Regions from separate parts of the Mus musculus genome. Here region 1 is linked to region 2. Evidence: chromatin loops called from intact Hi-C (ENCODE). Cell type or tissue: heart. All regions are shown on one strand.

Region 1 (2,500 bases), 53 kb before region 2:
TACCAAGAGTCCTGACAGGCTTTGAAGCTTTCCCCGAGCATGTGTTAACTTTATACTTTACTCCACCCAGTGAGAGGCTGCATGGTACAATGCAGAAACCATGGGCTTTCATAACTGGGAAAGAAGAAGAAGAAGAAGAAGAAGAAGAAGAAGAAGAAGAAGAAGAAGAAGAAGAAGAAGAAGAAGAAGAAGAAGAAGAAGAAGAAGAAGAAGAAGAAGAAGAAAGAAAGAAAGGCTCACTTCAGAAACACCACACAGCACCCACAAGGAGCTGAGATTTGAATTTAGCTCATTGCCACCATAGAATGTTTGCTAGAACCCTCTACAAGCATGGGCTGTGACTACACCCTGCAGAATTGGGGCCACAAGCCCATTGAACCCCTGAGATAGTGACTGAGCAATTGCATTCTATGTTTTATTTATTTCTTTTACTTAAATAGTGAGATTTGATGACACGGGCCTTGTGACCAGATACTTTTCTGGTCTATCGAGCCCTTTCAGGAGGTCAGCTGTCCCGCTGGATCCCCTGGGGCACAGCATTCCTGGCAAGTTCAGGTGTTAGAATGCTTCCTGGGCTGGGACAGAGTGCTCCCCATGGAAAAGTGGCTGATCTCACTGGGGTTCCAGTATCACTTCCCTAAGACAAGGCAGGAAGGAGATGGCAGGTGCAGGCATGAGTCTTCCACCAAATCACTTTCCTCCATCTGGTGAGGCCAGGGAGGCAAGGTAGGGCCCTTCTACAGAGGTTAGCTGGGTCTCTAGTGATGAAGGATACCAGGAATTCATATCGGAAGGATTGGCTGCCTACATCAACCTTCCCAGAAGGGCTCAGCCCCTGGCCAGCTGGGGAGGTGAGCTGGGGAGAGGCAGGCGCCTCTGGTATGTCTCTGGACAGCTGCCAACAAACCCAGAGCTGTCATCACCCCAACCCAACCAGGGGCCAGACAGCTCAGCTAATGTGTCTTGACACCCGCTGGAAGGAACCTGGCCCCAGTCCCCGAAGCCACTGGCTCTCCAGCTCTGCTCAGTCCTCCCCCCTTACCGCCCCCATATCTCTTTCAGAACAGGCTCTTCCTTTGCACCCCTCTCTGGCTTACTGAGGTCAGACCAAACAGGCTCTACTTTTGGCAAGCCTGTTGTGTCTCTCCCCACTCTTCAGCAAGCAAGGTCACCCCGCTGTTACTGGGCAAACCCTGGCAGAATTGTGCTGCCTTAGGGTTCCAGACTGACACGTGCTGAAAGCACCAGTAACTTTCTCTGTTTCGACAGCTTAACACCTGCAGCCCCCTAGATGCCAACTACCAACACACCACCCAGCTACGGGGCTCCTCCACTATCCACTGCCCAATTAAGAGCTATCATGGGTTATTTTGCACTTAGGAAAGCTACTTGGCAAGGAACTGGGGCTCATCACTGACCTGAGCTGGCGACGGGAAGAGAGCAATGCATACTGAGGGTGGTCAGGGAGGGTGTCAAGGAAGAGTGGCATGTGACCTGGGAGTGCAGTGACACTGAAGGACATTCTAGGCAGAGGAAGCAGCAAAGGCAAAGATTTGAGAGGCAGAGGAAGGATGTCTTCCATATAACAGGCAGAGAGAGGGTGTGCGCTGTGATGGGGAAAGAGGGACCCTGTGCTGCTTAGCTCTGGCTTTGCTTTGTTTCTGTCCACTTGACACAAGCTGGAGTCACTGAGGAAGCTGGAACCTCAATTGAGAAAATGCCTCCATTCATTGGCCTGCAGCCAAGTCTGTGGGGCATTGTTTGGATGAATGATTGATTGATGGGGATTGGGAGGCAGCCCACTGTGGGTGGTGCCACCTCTGAACAGGTGGCCCTGGGAGGTGTAAGAAAGGAAGTGAACAGAAGCCAGAAGAGCAAGCCAGTAAGTATCCATCCATCCGATCCATCCTGTCTATCTGAGCCATGAGATGCATCCTATCCATCTTTTCCATCCAATCCATATTATCCATCAGTTCCATCCATCAGATCTACCCATTTCATTTGGTCCATGAGATCCATCCTATTTATCAGATCCATCAGATACACCCTATCCATCAGATCCTTCAGATCCGTGAGATCCATCCGACCCATCCTTGGAGGTCTCTGCTGGAGCTCCTGCCTCCAGCTTCCCGCTCTGCTTGTGTTCCCACCTTGACTTCCCTTAATAATGAATTGTGATGGAGGTGTGGGCCAAATAAACCTGTTCTTTCCCAAAGTCACTTTTGGACATTTTTTTTCAGCCATAGAAAGCCAATAAGGACAGCTCCCCTCTGGAGTCTGCAGCTTTCTGTGTGCGTACCCCAGGTACCAGAGCCTCAGAACTCTCTGAGGTACCCACAACAAGGCTGGGAGTCAACCATCAGCTTTGGAGATCTAATGCACACCAAATGGAAACACGATTACCTAGGAGTACCTGGGTGCCACACAATAGCCTAAGCCATTTATATACACTATTGTAGGGGACCCACATCACAAGCCTACTGGGGACTACTGCCTTCTC
Region 2 (2,500 bases):
TTCAGTCCAACCCCAGCTCTCTCTCACTGGGGTGGCATAGTGGCTGTGCCCCTCACCTTGTCCCTGGGAATACCTAAAAAGACCTTGTCCCCAAATCAGCTCTGAAGGAGCCCTCAGACCCACCTTCTGCCACCTCTCTGTTTGGACAGCACAAACCACCCGGTAACATTAGTAACAGTACCTCCATGCAAAGGTGACTTTCCAGGTGGGTTCTAAATAGCCCAGGGCCCATGGGTCATCTGTTTGGAGGTTCAGCTTGGGGGAGGGGTCACAGGGGGAATGTGCAGGCCTGCATAGCAGTCCAACATTAAAGGCAGATGTCCACCCAGAAGTATATTACGCACCAGGCCTTCCTGCCTTGCTACTATGCCCCACCCCTCCTCTGTCTGTGCCACTCCCGTGGAGCCCCTCAGTCCTGGTGCTGGCCCTCCTTCCTCTGGTCAGGGGTGCTGCTTGCTGGATCTTGCCCACCCTGAGCAGATGCCAGCCCATTGCCTGGAGGGAAGCACACACAGACACAGCATGGTTGCAAGGGCAGGGATAATACTTTATATTAGTTTTTCTGTAACAGGAAAAAAATCAGCTTTGAGATTTTTATCTTCATATATATTTTTTTTTCTCCTTAAACAAAACCAAAGGTACCCAGAACTTCCCTGCAGAACTGAAGACCAACGCAGCTGCCACCACCCCACCCCACCCCCACCACGCACTGCTGCCTCTTTCTCTTCCAAGCCTTCTTGAGGCTGTTCTCTGAAAGTGCCTGTGACCTGCCAGGGCACAACAAAAAGGGACTCCCAGCAGTAGGAGTGCCCAGCACCTGGGGGGAGGAGGTGAGGCTGTGGTCGAAGGCAGAAGGTTCAAGTCCCCATAGGGAAGGCACAAAACAAAAGCCAGCTTTTGCGTCTCAAAGAGTGAAAAGCACCCGGCCACAGAGCAAGGAGACAACCCTGCGTCTCCAAGGGAGGGACCAGAGGACAAGGCACATGGCCAACTGTTTCCAACCAGAGCTGTCTGGAAGCAAGAGCTTTTGGTAGCATAGGTCACTCTGTGTAAGTGAATAGGGGAGAGGGTAGCTGCCTGAGTCTACCAGGCCAGTGTGGACTCAGAGGTGAGGGTGTGTGTGTGTGTGTGTGTGTGTGTGTGTGTGTGTGTGTGTGTGTGTGTGTGTCAGTGTGAGATTGTGCAGAGAGCCAGTTTGGAAGGTCATATGCAGCTGGCTATCTACGTGGCCAAACTGGGGGCGTGGTGGTGAAGTGGTATCTGCACGTGTCTGACTGTGTGACACATTGCTGGAAGGGGTGGGACACGAGACTGTGTTCAGCCCGTGTGACTTTCGGGTGCCTCTTGGGCTCAGCGTTGGGTGTGTCAGAAGGGGGCGCTCATGGGGCACAGGCCTGGGCTGCAGAAAGGAGTCCGGTAGTCCATCGTCCTGTGGAACATGTTGGAGAGTCAGGACTAGCTACAACCAGCCATTGGTGAAGTGGATCAAAGTAAGGGGGTGTCAGAAGCCAGGCTGCTGTGAGTGGGAAGAAGGAGGAGCCCCTGGGAGTGTAGAACCAGGAGGTTCCCAGCTCTGAATCCAGAGCTCCCTGGGGCTTCTTCCAGCAGTCCATTCAGTTGACTTAACCATGGCCAACATTCCACAAAGCGGGAAGCTTCTCCCTCACCCCAGAACTCCACAGTCCTTTTCATGAGAACCAGCAGTCCTCATGCGATAGCAATCACCCTTTCCTGCCGACCCCTGGCTTTTAAGGACTGTGCCTCAGGACAGAGACTCTACCTCGACGGCTGGCCTTGGAGTCAGGTTTGCCCCTCCAGGCTCACAGCCCTGTCACAAATCCTGCTCTCATGAGTGGACACCCTGTCTCCATCATCCGTCCACATAGCTGTCACTATATATCAACAACCCCCCTCCCCCCACTACCAGCTCCCCTCTGTTCCATGTTCTACTTCAAGTCAATATCCTCACTGTGGCCATGGCCACACCCTGGCCTCATAGTTCCCAGCACATTCCCTGAAGTCCTACCTAACCTTAGCCCTTCCGATCACTGCTCTCTGCCTGGACACTTGCTATCACCTCCCAGGTTTCAGCTTCCTCCCCATGCCTCTGCTACCAATATGTCCATCTGCCCCTCCTTCTTACCAAGCCTAGTGCCACAACCTGAACAAAAAGCCAGCCATAAGGAATCCAATTCTGTGCCATGGATAGAAAGCCAAGGTCCTCGGGCTGATGGGATTTGGGACCCAACCATCAAGCCTGACTGTGACGGCAGCCACTCAGTTCCCTGGCCCTCCTTCCACACTGGGACAGTTACCAACCTCCTGCAATCCTTCCAGCAGCCCTCATACCCATGCTGCTCAATGCACTACCCTCCCTCCACAGCATATCCCATGAGCATCCTTGCCACCAGTGCCAAAAGGAGTGCCAAACAGTTTTACCTGAGTTTTACGTGGCCTCCCCTTGGCTACTGCACTCCCTGCCTTCCCAGTCATCCTCTCC

What was found. Hi-C counts contacts between places; a loop is a spot of excess contacts. Peaks named below come from ENCODE experiments on the same cell type or tissue, not always from the same donor. Only the 100,000 strongest peaks of a DNase experiment are listed, where the experiment ranks them.
Region 1: a loop joins it to region 2, with 7 times the contacts of the local background. A loop is called at or near these places in 5 of 42 quality-filtered maps.

Annotation. Positions count from the first base shown.
Region 1 is chr4:107,961,268-107,963,767 of GRCm38, forward strand. No RefSeq gene overlaps it. Among named protein-coding and RNA genes, the nearest start is that of Slc1a7, 5.9 kb to the right of the region's middle. In heart, no CTCF peak of the experiment used is centred here; a DNase peak (open chromatin) is centred at 1,014; H3K4me3 peaks cover 329 bases; H3K27ac peaks cover 1,436 bases.
Region 2 is chr4:108,014,267-108,016,766 of GRCm38, forward strand. It overlaps Podn (podocan), which reads right to left. Exons shown (of 13, transcript NM_172874.4): 13 at 527-1,429. Among named protein-coding and RNA genes, the nearest start is that of Podn, 16 kb to the right of the region's middle. In heart, a CTCF peak has its summit at 1,371 (motif pointing right); DNase peaks (open chromatin) are centred at 345, 1,345 and 2,155; H3K27ac peaks cover 700 bases.